Linked DNA regions of Homo sapiens: region 1 is linked to region 2. Evidence: chromatin loops called from intact Hi-C (ENCODE). Cell type or tissue: psoas muscle. All regions are shown on one strand.

Region 1 (8,000 bases), 52 kb after region 2:
TTTGTTTTGTTTTGTTTTGTTTTTTGAGATGGAATCTCTCTCTGTCGCCTAGGCTGGAGTGCAGTGACACAATCTCGGCTCACTGCAACCTTTTCTAAGGTACATAGATTGATTGAAAAAGCACAGCTGGGCATGGTGGCTCATGCCTATAATCTCAGCACTTTGGGAGGCCGAGGCAGGAGAATCACTTGAGGCCAGGAGTTTGAGACCAGCCTGGCCAATATGGCAAAACCCTGTCTCTACTAAAAATACAAAAAATTAGCCAGGCATGGTGGCACACGCCTGTGGTCCCAGCTACTTGGGAAGCTGAGGCACGAGAATCACTTGAACCTGGGAGGTGGAGGTTGCAGTGAGCCAAAATTGTGCCATTGCACTCCAGCCCGGGTGACAGAGCCAGACTCTGTCTCAAAAATAAAATTTTTTAAAAAGGCAAATTACCTATTGTGATGGATAAGAAGACTACACTTACAGCAGCATGTCCAGTTGTGCTGGAGGGGACTGTGGTAAGAGCAGAAAATTACCAGAAATCAGGAGCAACATGAAGCAGCCCTGCCGTCATTCGTGGCTTCTGCTTGGCTCGCTTACAAATGCAGGGGCTCACTTTGACCTGGAGCTCACCAGGTGCAGGCTGGCCCCAGTCTTTTATACCTGTTCATCCATCCACTCCTCACAACCACCCAGTGAGGGAGTATGGTGACTCTCCTCGTCTTACAGTAACTCACCCAAAGACATAGTCATCAAGTCGTGGAACAGGAATTTGAAGCCAAGCAGGTGTCTCCAGAGTCTGGGTCCTTAATCTCCTCTCTGTGTCCACCCCCTTTGCTTGGACAGACCCTGAGGATTGGACTTTGTTAAAGGCTGCCCTGCATGTGGTATGGCAGGTAGATGTGAGGGCACCAAATGCCTCTCCAGGCCCCAGAACACCTCTTCTAAGGTATGTCTCTAGGAGGTACAGACGAGACTACTAGGGGGTGGGGTCTGCAGTTTATCTAGTTGGGGAGCTGGCAGCTCACAAGAGATGAAATTAGAGCAAATGAATAACAAGCAGTCACCTTAAGGAACTGAGACTCCCAAGTGATGGCCCAAATCAAAGCACAAGTCAATATTGAAGAGTTTGAGGAAATAGTGGTGGGTTAACCCAAAGGGATCTTCCAGCCTTGGGGCTTTCCTGCGGAGAGGACCTGGCTATGGACTGTACCAGTTACAAAGAACCTCTTTGTGATATCATCTCATCAAATCCCCACAGCCCGGCGACACATGTCCTGTTGGCCCCATTTCACAGTTGAAGAAATGGATCTAGTGGTGAAGGGGAGGCCAGGTCTGCTGCCCCTCTTGGAGATGTGCCTTTGCGTGGGGCACCTCTGGCATCGTCCTCGGGTTCTGACTGGTGTAGGGTGACATCTCCTAGGTCGTGCTGATCAAAGTGGCTAGTTCTCTCCTTTGAAAATAGGAGGCCCCTGAGGAATGAAAGCCAGGTCGGTGAGGGAGGGAATGGAAGGCTACAGAAGCCTGGAGGGTGGATCCATGGGAAGGTAGCCTGCGGGGCTCAGCATGGGGGGCAGAGTATTGAAAAGGGGAAATGGAACAACTTGAGCCAAGGCCATTCCACTGCCCATAGGATGTCTGTCCTGCTCACTGTACTTCTCATCCACCTTCCATCGTGGCCTCTGAAGGCCTGGCCTGGGCGGGCACAGCCCTGTCGCAGGTGCTCTTCCACAAACCGGCTCCTCACCCAGCGTCCTGCCGCCTGGGGACCACCCAACCCCAGGGACAGGGCTGCCCGGGCTCTGCCTGGGCTCTCACAGGACCTGGCAAGCTGCCCTGGCCCCTGGCCTGGGACACGGTGTTTCCCTTCCACCTGCAGGCTGACTCATTGGGATTCCTCCGCGTCCGGTCACAGCAGGCTGGGTCCCTGGGCAGCCGGCGACCATCTGGCCAGCCCAGCTCTAGACTCTCTGTTATAGGCCAAGACTCTGTCTTTTTTTTTTCTCTGTAGTCCCAATTTTAATGCTCAATTAAATATTGGACAAAGAAGGAAGGAAAGGGAAAAAAGAGAAGGAGGAGGGAATCCATGTGTCCACGGTCCTCAAAAATGAACATCTTTTTCTCCTTCATTTTCTAGAGCAGTGGTTCTCACAGTGAAGTCCCCAGGTAAGCAGCAACGGCAGCCCCTAAGAATGTGTTAGAATGCAGGCCAGGTGCGGGGGCTCACACCTATAATCCCAGCACTTTGGGAGGCCGAGGCAGGCAGATCACTTGAGGTCAGGAGTTCGAGACCAGAAGGCCAATGTGGTGAAACCCTGTCTCTACTAAAGATACAAAAATTAGCTGGGCGTGGTGGTGGGTGCCTGTAATCCCAGCTACTTGGGAGGCTGAGGCAGGAAAATTGCTTGAACGCAGGAGGCAGAGGTTGCAGTGAGCTGAGATCATGAGATCGTGACACTGCACCCCAGCCTGGGTGACAGAGCGAGAGTCTGTCTCAAAAAAAGAAGAAGAGAAGGAGGAAGAGGAAGAGGAGCCGGAGGAGGAGGAGTTGTTACAATGCAAATTATCAGGCCGCACCCCAGACTCCCGAGTCAGAAACTGCAGGGTGGAGGCTGTTATCTGAGTTTGAACACTATCAGGGGGATTTTCACTCATGCTCCAGTTTGAGAACCTCGGCCCTAGAACTGTCATGAGGAAGCCATCTTACCTCTGGTCTGCCCTCTTTTTAGCTGTTTCAGCCCCAGAACTCTCCTGGGTTTGTGGAAATAGCCCCAGAGGCCCCCAGCCTCTGCAGACAGCAGCTCCTGTCAGCGCCCCAGTTTGACCCGCAAGCGGGCTGGGCGTGGCAGGCCTACAGCAGCAGCAGGTGCAGAATGAGCCTCCAGCTTCTCTCTGCATCCTTTGCAGGCATTAGTTCATTCAAACTTCACAACTGTCTGTGAGGCAGGCGGGCGACACCAGCACCTCTGTTTTATAGATGAAGGAAAGGAAGACTCGGGTGTGTTATCGACTGTTTTCCCGTGAGAACATTCCGACTCCTTGGGGACAAGGTCTGTGCCTGTGAAGCAGTTAAACAACTGGCAGAGAAGTTTTGTGTATCTTGGATGGGATGCGGGGCTCCCACAGATCCTCCTCCCCAGAGCCAGCTGAAGGGAGATGAACTAGGACATCCTAGGGCCTGGCATCCTCCTGCAGTGCTCCTGCGCAGCATTTTCCCAGACCCCAACGAAGCCCACAGGCACCTTTGTCTTGTATGTTTAAAACTCCTGCCAGGCGCGGTGGCTCCCACCTGTAATCCCAGCACTTTGGGAGGCCGAGGAGGGCGGATCACAGGTCAGGAGTTTGAGACCAGGCTGGCCAACATGGTGAAACCCCATCTCTAATAAAAATACAAAAATTAGCTGGACATGGTAACACGCGCCTGTAATCCCAGCTACTTGGGAGGCTGAGGCAGGAGAATCACTTGAACCTGGGAGGTGGAGGTAGCAGTGAGCAGAGATTGTGCCACTGTACTCCAGCCTGGGCAACAGAGTGAGACTTTGTCTAAAAAAACAAAACAAACAGAAAAACTCCTCTAGAACCAGGAATCCCATTTTTGGGTCTATACACAAAAGGACCCAAAGCAGGGACTCAAACAGATATTTGTTCACTCATAGCAGCATTATTGACGATAGCCAAAATGGTAGAAACAACCTAAGTATCCATGGACCGATGCATAAATAAACAAAATACTGTATATACATCCAATGGAACCTTATTCAGCCACAAAAAGGAATGAAATTCTGACACACGCTACAACATGGGTAAACCTTGAGGACATTACTCTAAGATAAAAAGTCAGACACAAAAGGACAAATACTATATGATTTCATGTATATAAGGTACTTAGAACACTCCAATTCTTAAAGACAGAAATTAGAATTGTGGTTGCCAGGAGTTGGGGTGAGGAGGGAATAGGCAACTAATGTTTAATGGAGGCAGTTTCAATTATGAAAGATGAAAAAGTTCTGGAGATGGATGGCGATGATGGTTGCACAATAATGTGAATGTACTGAATGCCACTGAACTTAAAATGATGCCACTTAAAAATGATGAAAATGATAACTTTTACATTGTGTGTATTTTACCACAATAAAAAAATATTGCAACCCCTTAATAATTCCCCATCCACCCCCAAAAAACCCTTTGGGTGTTGGGGCCATTTCCAGAGAAAGAGCATCACACAGATTATTCTGCAAACACTCCACACAGTCACGAGGCTCCATGACTCCACTGTGGCAGGGGAGGGAAGGGCCAGGACACTGGGTTTGATTTCCTGGGCCCCACTTTCTGGCCCTGTGACCTTCAGCAAGTGGCCAGCTGATCTCAGACCCCCAGCCTCCTCTTCTATAAAATGGACTAATAATATCTCAGTGTTCTCATGAAGACCAGTCAGGAAACGATTTGAATGCTTCTGGTACACGACAGGTGCTCAACATTGGTGTTATAGTTATTTATGATGTTCCCTCAGCCTCGAATGTTCTGGCCCCTTCTCTACAGAGTAAGCTCCTATTTATCCTTCAAAGACCCCTCTGCTTAAATCCCATCTCTTCTGTGAAGCTGTCATAGTCTGTAGTATGGTTCACCAGTACCGGCTTCCCCTCCCTGCCAGATGTTGGGCATGGCCATTTGACTTGAATGACTTCTAAGAGTTGCTTAATTCTTTGCCATGAATGACTTCTTTCCCTCTGGCCTGGTCACCAGTGCTGCTCCAGATGGTAGATGCTCTGGCCACCTGGCTCCCAGGCGCAAAGCCCCAGCCAACTCACAGTGCACAGGCTGCATGAGTAAGGAACAAACCTCAGCTATTTAAACCTCTGACATGTGGGGTTGCTTGTGACCCCAGTATAACCCAGTTTAGGGCCACTCCAAGTGTGATCTTCCTACTGCCAGGATCAGCAGCCCTGGGAGCATGTTGGAGATGCACACCTTGGACCCCACCCCAGACCTAATGAACCAGCCTCTCCATTTTCTCATAATTTGGTGCATGCTGAGCATGGCTTCTCTCCCATAAAAGCACTTAGTGGTGGTGGTTCCCCCCAACTCTTCCATGGCCTCTGAAGCAGGCCCTGCTAGTTGCTTCCTCTAGATCTATCCTCTCCTTCTTCCTTACTGAGAATTTGGATTTTATTGGTGGTGTCAGTGTGCTCAGGTTAAAATACTGTTTCCCAGACTCCCTTGCAGCTAGGGATAGTCATGTGACCCATTTCTTTCTCTGGACCAGAGGAAGGCACTGAATGAGACTTCGGGGAAAGCTTGTTCAAAAGGATAGGCCTAGCTAGGTGGCAAGTGCTTCTGGCCTTTGGCTTTGTTTTTCCCTTTCTTCCTGTCTGGAACTTGGATGTGGTGGTGGGGTGTTATGAAATGATCCCAGCGACTTGAGCCTCCTTGTATTCACACCGTCAGGTAGGCCCCACCAGCACTGAATCTGGGCTGGCCTGTGACTAGCTTTGACCAACTGAATGTGGTAGAAATAAGATTCAGGGACTTCTGTTCTGTTTGGAACCTGGGACCTGCCCAGGCTTGGGAGTCAATCACGTCTCTGTCAAGGGGAGAACTATTTGTGCAACTCATCATCATCCAGGCCAGAAACTGCCTCTTCATCTGCAGCTAATTGGTGACCAGGCCCATCCCTTCCCATGGCCCACATCTACCCTATGGTTGATCCATGGAACAGCTGCCTCTTGATCTCTTGCCCCTTCATCCCCACCCTTTCCACTGCTCCTCCCCACTTCTACTGATCAAGCCTGCACAGAGCAGTCAGATAGCTCTTTCTAAATGCAAATGTGAAGATCATTCCTCAGTGCTCTTAGGGTAAGTCCCAAGGCCCTGGCATGGCCTGCATTGCCATAGATGATATAGAGGCTCTAGCTCTCTGATTCCATCTCTAGTTACACCCCTCTCTAAATGCCATGGCCTCTGGACACACCATGCTACTCCCCGTTTCTGATACAAGCTATGCCTGTTAATACTCCCATGCCTTTGCCCCGTGGCTTCATGATGATTCGATGTCTCAGCCAGTTTGGGTTGCTGTAACAAAATACCACAGACTGGGTGGCTTAAACAACAGAAATTTATTTCTCACAGTCTGCAGCCAGAAGTCCGAGATCAAAATGCCCGCAAGGTAGGTTTTATTCTGAGGTCTCTTTCTTTGGCTTATAGGAAGCTGCCATCTTGCTGTGTGTTCACATGGCCCTTCCTCATTCCTCCACAAGGAGACAGAGAGAGACAGACAGAGGCAGAGAGAGAAGAGAGGAGAGAGAGCACGAGCACATGCTGGCACACTCTGATGTTTCTTCTTAGAAGGACATTAATCCTATTGGATCAAGACCCCACCCTAGGACTTCATTTAACCTTAATTACTTCCTTAGAGGCCCCATCTCCAAATACATCCACACTGAGGGTTAGGGCTTCAACATATGAATTTGAGGGGGGACACAGACATTCAGTCCATTATACTCAATTAGGGATGGCTGCCTAGAGAACTCTAAGCATCACAGCAGGCTGTGAGGTAGGGATGAGCCATCAGAGACAATTGAAAGTCTCTCGTGAAGGGTTCACCCTTCTCTTTCCTCCTCCTGTGTGGGATATGCTGCATCTGTCTTAGAGATGCTGCGCAGATGCCTATACTGGGGTCTGTCTGGATCACAGGCGGCTCTTCCTGCCACTGTCCCCTAGAACAGCTGAGGCTTTTGTCCTTCCTGCCATCTCCACTGCCTGCACCCCACCCATCCCAGCACTGCCACACCACCCTCTGGCTGCCATCACTTTGAATGAGAAGCAAATAGGTTCAGTGACTTCCAATCCTGCTAGAGCAGGGAAGGGATTGATTTGCCTTCTGACTGGAGGCAAGGGGGCCCATGTTAACCACTGCAATGTCACAGGCAAATCAAGAGCAGGCAAGGGTGTCTGCGACTGGGGAGCGGGGTGCTGTGGGGAATGGAGAAAAGTATTCAAGACTGAAGTACTTAGCATCGTTAAAACCATAAAGATGGAAAGCAGAATGCTGGTTGCCAGGGCCTGGGAGAAGGGGAAATGGGGAGTTAGTGTTTCATGGGTATAGAATTTCAGTTTTACAAGAGGAAAAGGGTTATGGAGATGGATGGTGGTGAGAGTTGCACAGCAATGTGAATGTACTTAATGCTACTGAACTGTACAGCTAAAAATAGTTAAGATGGTCATTTTTATATTATGTGTATTTCACTACAGTAAAAAAATTTTTTTGAGAATAAAAAGGACATACACTAGCTGTTAGAATGCAGCTCATGTGATTGTAAACGTGCATCTGAGTGTGTGTGGGGGCCTGTTCCCCTGCCCCCATGCTCAGCCAAGCTTCCTCCACCAGCAGCGCATGCCACATGGCCAAGCCCCCTGGGGACGGCTGCAGGTGGGCATCCTGCCCTGGCCATGCTCCTGCTCTGGTCCTGCTGCAGCCTCTCCCCATTGGGTGCTAATTTTCTGCCAGTGCCCCCTACCTAGCCCTGTGAGATGTGCTCATCGAGGCCATTGTGGGCTGCAGGACCATCCTGGGTCAGCTGCATGTTGGGAGGGCCAGAGGGGGGCAACTCTGTCTAGGTGGAAGATCAAAGACAGGCCTTCCAGGTGAGGGGCCAGGTAATAGGCACAGGAATGTGTGAGCATGTACAGGACAGCACACTCTCCCTTTCGCCTGAAGTGGATGGTGGGAGCACAGGGCAGAGGGTAGGGGGCGGGGAGACCCAAGCAGGAGTAGGTTGTTAGGGCTGGACTGGATAGTGAAGAGACAGCCCCAGGAGCCTGCTCTCTTTGGCTCGCAGCCTTGAGAAAGGAGCAAGGGCTTCCTGCAGCCGGTTCACACAGGGGTCCCTCTCCTCACTTGGGGGCAGTGTCTTACGGTCACTGCTGGGAGAGAAAGGAGTGGGGCCCAGCTCTGCTCAGGACCCAAGAGGGCCTAGAGCCCCACACTCAACAGGGGACTGGCCTTCAGCGAATTTCCC
Region 2 (8,000 bases):
GCAGTTACCTTCATACATTTGTCTTTTAAGGTGTCACTTTATGTTCAGTGTTTAGGAGGCCCAGTAGTTAATATAATTAAAGATAAGGGTGGTAAGTGTCTTAATAGGCGGTACAGGAAAGTCAGCTTTGTGAGAGAGATGTCTGTCAGAAGGACATGACCAGCCAGATATTTATAAGGGGGGAAAAGTATGAGCAGTGGTTATCTTAGAGGGGTACAATTACTTGTGATTTTTAAATTCTTATCTTTAAATTGTATTTTCTGTTTTCCCTCTAGCAATGAGCATAGCACTTGTTCAATATTTCTTTCTTTAAAAATAAGTGAAGACCTTTTTTAAAATTTACAGAAGCATCACATACTCATTATAGGAAGAACGATGCTAAGATGTAGGAAAGTAGCTGAGTGTGGTGACTCATGCCTGTAATTCCAGCACTTTGGGAGGCCAAGGCGGGAAGATCGTTTGAGGCTAGAAGGTTGAAGCTGCAGTGAGCCATGATTGTACCACTATACTCCAGCCTGGCAACAGAGAGAGACCCTGTCTCAGAAAAATAGTACAGCCTAGTGAGGATCCAACCACCCCTTTCCCATAGACACACACACACACACACACACACACACACACATGCACACGGAGAGAGAGAGAAGCTGGGTTGGTTTTTAAATTGTTTTTTTTTTTCATCATGTCACATGCCACCTGGGTTTTTTTTTTCTTTGCTGTAATACATTATTGCTATCACTTTAGGCCTTGTATACATTTACCTTATCCTTGTTCATCACTGCATAATATTCCATAGTGTGGATACACTATTGCCCCTTCTATGGGGCAGTCAGGTTATTTCTAGTTTTTGCCGCTGTAAATGCTGCTACACAAACATACATACTCATCTAACCTTGTGTGGGTGCTTTTTTTTTTCTTGAAGAGCCAACAGAAAATGTGTTTTAAGTGTTTTAATTGCTATTTTCAAACTCTGTTCCCAAAAGACTATGACAATTTACAGCTCTTAATTTTTGAAGTGCAATAAAGTGTTCTCTGAGGGCATTGAACTAACTAAGAACCCTTTTCTGGCTCTGCTATATGAAGCTGGGCAAACTTTTTGTGAAATGTAGAATTTCTGTTTAGAATAATGTACTCACATGTGATCACGGCGGGGGGGGGATTCGAAAGTCTGCCAATGCCTTTCAAACCCAGTGGTTTTATGGTTATGTCTTCATTTTGTTATGGTTATATCTTCAGGAGTTGTATCCATTTCTTTCTTTGGATTAGTTTTCAGAGTAATCCAGAAACCTGGGACGGCTATGCATCTCTGAAGAAGACAAAGACCTGTGGTCTTATTTGTTCCTTATACTTCTGAGCCTAGAGCCAGGATCAGGGTTGTAAAGGGCCAGGACCAGAAGGGCCTAGGACGTATTTCTCAGAGATTTCCAGGGTTTTGCTCCAGATGAAAAATTCCCCTTGCATTTAGTTAACTAGAACGTGAGACAAAAGCCACACCTTGGTCAAGCTGAGGTGAGCACTTGGAAAGAGCCGTGGTGATACTGACGTTTGCACTGATCACCCACCTGTCCACTCTGTTCCCAGGTGTGCCGGCATGTGAAGAATGGGGACATTCTGCTACTGAACCGACAGCCCACACTGCACAGACCCTCCATCCAGGCCCACCGTGCCCGCATCCTGCCTGAAGAGAAAGTGCTGCGGCTCCACTATGCCAACTGCAAGGCCTATAATGCCGACTTTGATGGAGACGAGATGAATGCCCATTTCCCCCAGAGTGAGCTGGGCCGGGCCGAGGCCTACGTCCTGGCCTGCACTGATCAGCAGTACCTTGTTCCCAAGGTAGGTCTGGCCTTGAGGCTGTTCCGTGGTCATCGTCAGCATGACTTAGCACTTTTAAGTTGGGCCCTGCCAGCCCCTGGGGTCATTGGGCAGCTCCAGGACAGGGGCGCCTGGAATGGAGGGTCCTGGTTTCTCCCAGGTGGGGCTTTTAGCCCATCTAGTGGCTTAGAGGCTGGGAAATGTTTCTGTTTTGCTGCGTTGTAAAATGTAAATCAGGACAGAAATTGTGATAGCCATCCCAGAAAGCCAACCTTAATAACTGTGTGATAGGTCTTGTGTTCAGCACTTAAATTTGGATTCTGCAACTTAGTAGCCCCCGGCTAGCATTAGCATCCCAACACTGTAATGGTTCTCATGGTCCACTGATGACTTTGATCCTTTGTTCTGACAAACATGAGTTTTAAGAAGCAGCCTAACCCCAAGGGCCCAGAAGAGATCCCGCAGCAGCCCGTGAAGGCATCTTCTGTCCCCTTTGAATCCTTTCCTTCTTTCTCCAAGTTCACTCCTCAAGGGCAACCCCTTGTGGTCACAGCTGTCCAGAGGGACACGAGGGAAGGATAGAACTTCCTCCCCCGTCTCCTTAGCAGCTGACTCTTGGCCAGGAGTGGCAGGGGCCTGAGTTAGCATGTGCTCATGGGAGGGACAGAGCGGGGAAAGAGGCAGGCTGCAGGAAAGAAGACAGAGTGTGTTCCAGTGCCTCCTTCACCCTCACCACCCACCCAAAGGTCTGAGTCCTCCTAAATTATAAGCCATTTGCGCCACAATGATTCATAGTTATACATCATTCATTTGGATTGTGGTGGAGTATGAAGAATAATCGTAACGTCAAACCAAGGCTCCCATTTCCCAAGTACTTTTTCAGTGCCATACACTGTGCAGAGAGCACTTTAGAGGCTCCTCATTTCACCCTCCCCACAGTCCTTGGAGGTAGGTGCTATTCATGTCCACATTTTACACTTGAAGGATTCGTGTAACTTGTCCAAGGACACTCAGCTGAGAAGCAGCAGGAAGGACAAGGAGTTCCTGGATCTTCCTAGGGTTTGTGCTACCACAGAGATGGAGACCTCTGTGCACAGGGAGTGCCAGGGGCTGCTCAGAGATGCCTAGTGTCAATCAGCATCCTCTGCTCCTTGGAGCTTCTCTATTCCCATCAGCCGTCTGCCACGAAGGAATCAGGCAGGTGGCCAGGAGCCCGGCATCCCGGACCCTTTTCCCACCAGATGCACCACTGTGGCTTCACAAGGGTCCCGGTTGTTTGAGTTGGCCTTTCCCTTCTCTGCCCACCTTTGTTGGCTGTGGATTAGCAAAGGGACTAAATGTAGGAAGAAGTGGTGAAGGGCCTACCCAGATTACTTGGAAATTAAAAAAAATACATTTGCTAATTTGAAAAGTGGCTTTTTATGTTTTCATTTAAATAATAATGTGGCTCTGTGGTGGTGGCAGTAAAAGCTGCCATTTATTAAGTGGGTCACAGGCCTTAGGCACTGCTGTAAGCAGTTTGCAGACATTCCCTTCCTTATGAGGTTGGTGTGATTTTCAGACAAGGAAACACCAAGTGAGTAATATGTCAGCCAGCAATGAGGCCAAGACTTGAACCCAGCAGCTTTGGACGACACCCGCCCCCCCCCCCCGCCCATGTGCTTGGCTGTGCGTGTTCTTAGCCCCACTCGACAGCCAAGGCTGGGACTAAGGGAAGGCAGGTGACAGGAAGTGGCTGCCAGAACTGTGTGGGTCTCTGACTCTATAGCAGCCGAGTCATATTTCACCAGAGGGGACACTACCGGGGAGCAGCAGATGGTTTTTTGCTGGCAGAGTGACCTGAGGCATTAGCTATGTGGGGAGTTGAGGTGCTCTGAAGTCCTCAGACCAGTGACCTTGAATGTGCTGTGCTTGATTTTGATTGAATACGGTGCAAAGCCATAGGAGACTTCATGCTTACATTGTGTCCTGCAGTGGGCTGACATATAAATCCAAGTGGACCTCATCACATGCTAATATGCCTATGAGTTTTAGGTTGGGCGTACACTTAAGGGAGGCAGGAGAACACAGGTAAATAAACTTAATGTCAATAAATTAATTTATTGAAAAAAGCTTATGGGAGATGGCTTGAAGATTCACTGTACTTTCATTCACTTTCTTTTGTCGGAGGTAAAGAGCTTTTGATTCTTGATAAATTTTATTTAGTCCTTGGTGTAAATGCCAAGAAGTGGAATCCTTATATTTGCTAATGGTTATAAAAATGCAACATGTCTTTATTGGCAGAGTCCTAAAAGGACAAGAGCTGATTTGGTTAAACTAGGAAAACCAGTATTTTGAGGTAATTTTTCTTAGCATATCTTTATTTCCCTTAGTTTCCATATTTCTTTATTTATAATTCAATTTCTTCTCTATTACCAGGTTATCTTCCTTAAGTAACCATAATACTGAATTAAAGTACATTTTGTCGTTGGTTTTATGTACTTAGTAGAGTTTTGTGGCGTCTTTTTACTTAAAATAGGAGTTGAATGGAACTCATTTCTTTTCCATGAAAACAGTTAAACTTTTCATTTATGTGTTACTTTTTGGACTAATTTTTTTTCCTTCTGTTTATTTATTGAGGGCCCATACTTTGTGGAAAGTTTTTAAGCAAGGCTTCAGATATGTTTCCTGACTTCTACTTAGTCAGCTAGAAAATTCAAGTTACAGGGATACCCTATTCACAAAGCATCCTAACCAGAGACATTAATTGTAATGTCATTTTGCTATTAAGGAGAATAGTAAAGCTGACAATTGTCTGGGGTTTTGATTCAGAGGTGTTCTTTCTGATCCTAAGCAGGAGTTAGGAAATTTAGAATTATAAGTAGACCTTTAGTAATTGCTTTAATCAGCATTCTGCCATAGAATTTGTGATGATTGCATTGAAAATGATTTAGCCATCAAAGTAATTGTCTAGTCATGGAAAAATCTGGACAGAGAGAGGAAAAGGCACTGAATAGATCACAGAACCTGTAATTATGTTCTTTAAGGAAAAAAACAAAAGGAAAAATCAGTATCTGCCCCCCAAAGACTGTGAGATGAGTCAAATGCATAATACTGGTTTGGGTTTTTCCCCCAAGCAAAATAAGACCATCTAGGCAACAAGAGGTAGAGTATAATTTTTTTATGTACATTATTAAGTGAAAGCCTTCATAAGAGGGGCTGTGTGCTCCATCTGATCTTGCCTTAGGTCTGTGCCACCTTTCCAGCCCATCTGTAATCGTTATCTTTGAGTTTACATAGAGCCCATCACTGTAGTGTTTAGACCATTTGACAAGGATCCTTTTTTAGCCTTTGAGTTAGTACATATGGTTAAATTTCTGGTGCTTCTCCCAGACTGCATTTGTGAGTTCCCTTAGCCTTAGTTATAAAACATGACCATACTGTTGGCTAGTATTTAACAAATAATCAAATGATTAATAATCTTTATATCCAAGGCACAGGTTTTTCTCAAATTCCTATAAACATTGAAAAGTTTACAAAATCTACATCTTAAAGAACGTCAGTGAGCATAGCTATTTTTACTTCAGCGTGCGTTATGTTGCCGTGAACACAGACCCGACAGATAAGGTTCAGGAGACTGGGGATCAGAATGGCTGTGAAAGTGTCAAATGAAATTAATGCACTCACCAAATCTCAGGCTTTTCATAAAAGCCTTTCTTTTTGGCATCTGGTAGATAACAGCCTTTATTAAGGGCCCACCATGAACCCTGTGCTGTGTTGTGAAGAGATAACTAATAATGGCTATTCTCCCTTCTGCAGTCATGCACATCAGGCCCACTCACAGCTCTCTTGAGGAACCTGTGCCGGAACCCCTTCCTCCCAACACTGGCCAGCTCACCCCTCAGGCCTCAACTGTGAAACTGCCCTTCGGAGAGGCTATTTCTGACCATCCCCCTCACCTCAAGTCTATATTATGACCCACCCTGTTATTTTCCTCTTTGGCATTTAAAACACTTTGTGATATTGTATTTATCCAATCATTTGTTTACTGTCTAGTTCTTCTTCATCATAAAGGACCATGTCTGTTTGGTCCCCTGGAGTAGGGAAAAGCCTACCCAGTGCCTAGGCATTCAGGAGGCTCCTGATAAATATTTGTTGAGTGCATGACTGATTTACAGAAGAGCCAGGCCAGAAACGTGTGAAAAATACTAAAGCATAAAACCAAAGTATAAAAACAAGAACACAGCTGACAGCAGCCAGACCAAATTTAGGCATAAATGCCAAAAATATGCTGGAGTAACTAGAACCAGATGGGATTAAACAGAGAAGGCCGGGGGAACGGGATGAGTTTGAAGCAGTCTTGATATAGGATAGTGGGCAAATGGCAAACGTAGAAGCCAGTGCTAAACCCTGGTCATGTGCTTTGGGAAGCAGTTGGCTCCCAAGCAAGAACATAGTGAGGATGTGGGCAAGACAAGACAGGGATATAAGAAGGGCTCTTGATAGAAAGTGGCTTCCAGGCAGGCGATTAGGGATTAGAGTTTGACTTAAGATTTATTTTCATTCTTCTTGTGTTGTCTGTTTTGGCTTATAGGATGGCCAACCATTGGCGGGACTGATCCAGGATCACATGGTTTCAGGGGCAAGCATGACTACTCGGGGTTGCTTTTTCACCCGGGAGCACTATATGGAGCTGGTGTACCGAGGACTCACGGACAAAGTGGGGCGCGTGAAGCTCCTTTCTCCTTCCATCCTGAAGCCCTTTCCGCTGTGGACAGGAAAACAGGTAATTGGGAGAGAACAGCCAGTGTATGTAACAAAAGGAAATAGGCCACTCATGTAAAAGGTTTTATTCTCAGAAGAGTCCAGACCAGAGACAGAGAAATGGCTAAGCCAGCAATAGTCTGACTTTCTTTCCCCTTTGTTTGGGGTTCCTGAGTCTGGGTGGCTTCAAGGGAGTGTCTAGCAAGAGTAGACTGCATAGTAGCCTGGTGCAGTGGCTCACACCTGTAATCCCAACACTTTAGGAGACTGAGGCGGGCAGATCACCTGAGGTCTGGAGTTTGAGACCAGCCTGGCTAACATGGTGAAACCCTATCTCTACTAAAAGTACAAAATTAGCTGGGCGTGGGATTAGTGCCTGTAATCTCAGCTACCGGGAGGCTGAGGCAAGAGAATCGCCTCAGCCTGAGGCAAGAGAATCGCTTGAACCCAGGAGGTGGAGGTTGTAGTGAGTCAGGATCAGCCACTGCACTCCTGCCTGGGCAACAGAGTGAGACTCCGTCTCCACAAAAAAAAAAAAAGTAGACTGCATAGTTTCTGTCCTTTGCTTCTAACTTAAATTTGGTGTCCTCATAATACAAATATGGTGGTAATAGGCAGTGGTGCTGGTGGAGTAATAGTAATATTTGTTGGGAAGTTCCATATGTTTGCTGAGTGCTTTAGACACATTATCTGATTTAATACTCACGACTAATCTGCAATGCAGACACCATTATTATCTCCATTTAGGAGATGATAAATTACATGCCCAAGACTACAGGAGACAGATCAAACCCAGGACTTTTCAACCCCAGAAGCATCATACCATACTTCCTCTCAAAGTAACCAAATTACATGATATGTGGCGACCAAATAATGAAAAACAGTAAAATATGTTCTTCTGCTGTTGCCTGAGTATCCAAGTTCAGCCTTAAGGATCAACTTCTAATTGGCTATGTGATCTTAGCCCTGTGTGTCTCAGTTCCTCATCATTTCCTGGGACAGTAGAAATTAACTTGCTAAGCTAAGTTCTGATTCTAAACATGGTTTTTCTCTTTGAAACCAGACTAACCCACAAACAAATTCTTGCATAGTGTAGTCACTCTTGCCCTTTTCACCTGTTGGCAAAAAAAAAGCCCGTACCAACCTTTAGAGACACACTAAAAAATCTCACCCGTGACAGAAGCAAAACCTGGACCTATTTCCTAATTTTATTTGGTACAGAGGATTTTAAAAGGATTCAAGATGTGGCCTCTGGGCATAATGGAATTTGGAAATCAGCAACCAAGATATTTGGAAAAGCCCTCAATATTTGTACTTCTAAATAACGTACTTCTTAAATAGCTCATGGGTCAAAAGAATCTAAAGGGAAATTAGAAAGCATTCTGAAGTAGATGAAATGAAAACACAACAAAATTTGTGGGATGCCACTGAAGCAGAACTTAAGG

What was found. A loop is a pair of places that touch in the nucleus more often than their neighbours do. Peaks named below come from ENCODE experiments on the same cell type or tissue, not always from the same donor. Only the 100,000 strongest peaks of a DNase experiment are listed, where the experiment ranks them.
Region 1: a loop joins it to region 2, with 5 times the contacts of the local background. A loop is called at or near these places in 9 of 110 quality-filtered maps.

The regions. Positions count from the first base shown.
Region 1 is chr2:86,011,915-86,019,914 of GRCh38, reverse strand. No RefSeq gene overlaps it. Among named protein-coding and RNA genes, the nearest start is that of POLR1A, 90 kb to the left of the region's middle. RefSeq lists an enhancer at 7,295-7,795. In psoas muscle, no CTCF peak of the experiment used is centred here; a DNase peak (open chromatin) is centred at 1,844; H3K27ac peaks cover 1,251 bases.
Region 2 is chr2:86,063,851-86,071,850 of GRCh38, reverse strand. POLR1A (RNA polymerase I subunit A) reads left to right here. Exons shown (of 34, transcript NM_015425.6): 13 at 1,579-1,833; 14 at 6,386-6,577. Among named protein-coding and RNA genes, the nearest start is that of POLR1A, 38 kb to the left of the region's middle. RefSeq lists an enhancer at 1,180-2,379 and a silencer at 5,298-5,498. In psoas muscle, no CTCF peak of the experiment used is centred here; a DNase peak (open chromatin) is centred at 3,540; H3K27ac peaks cover 7,432 bases.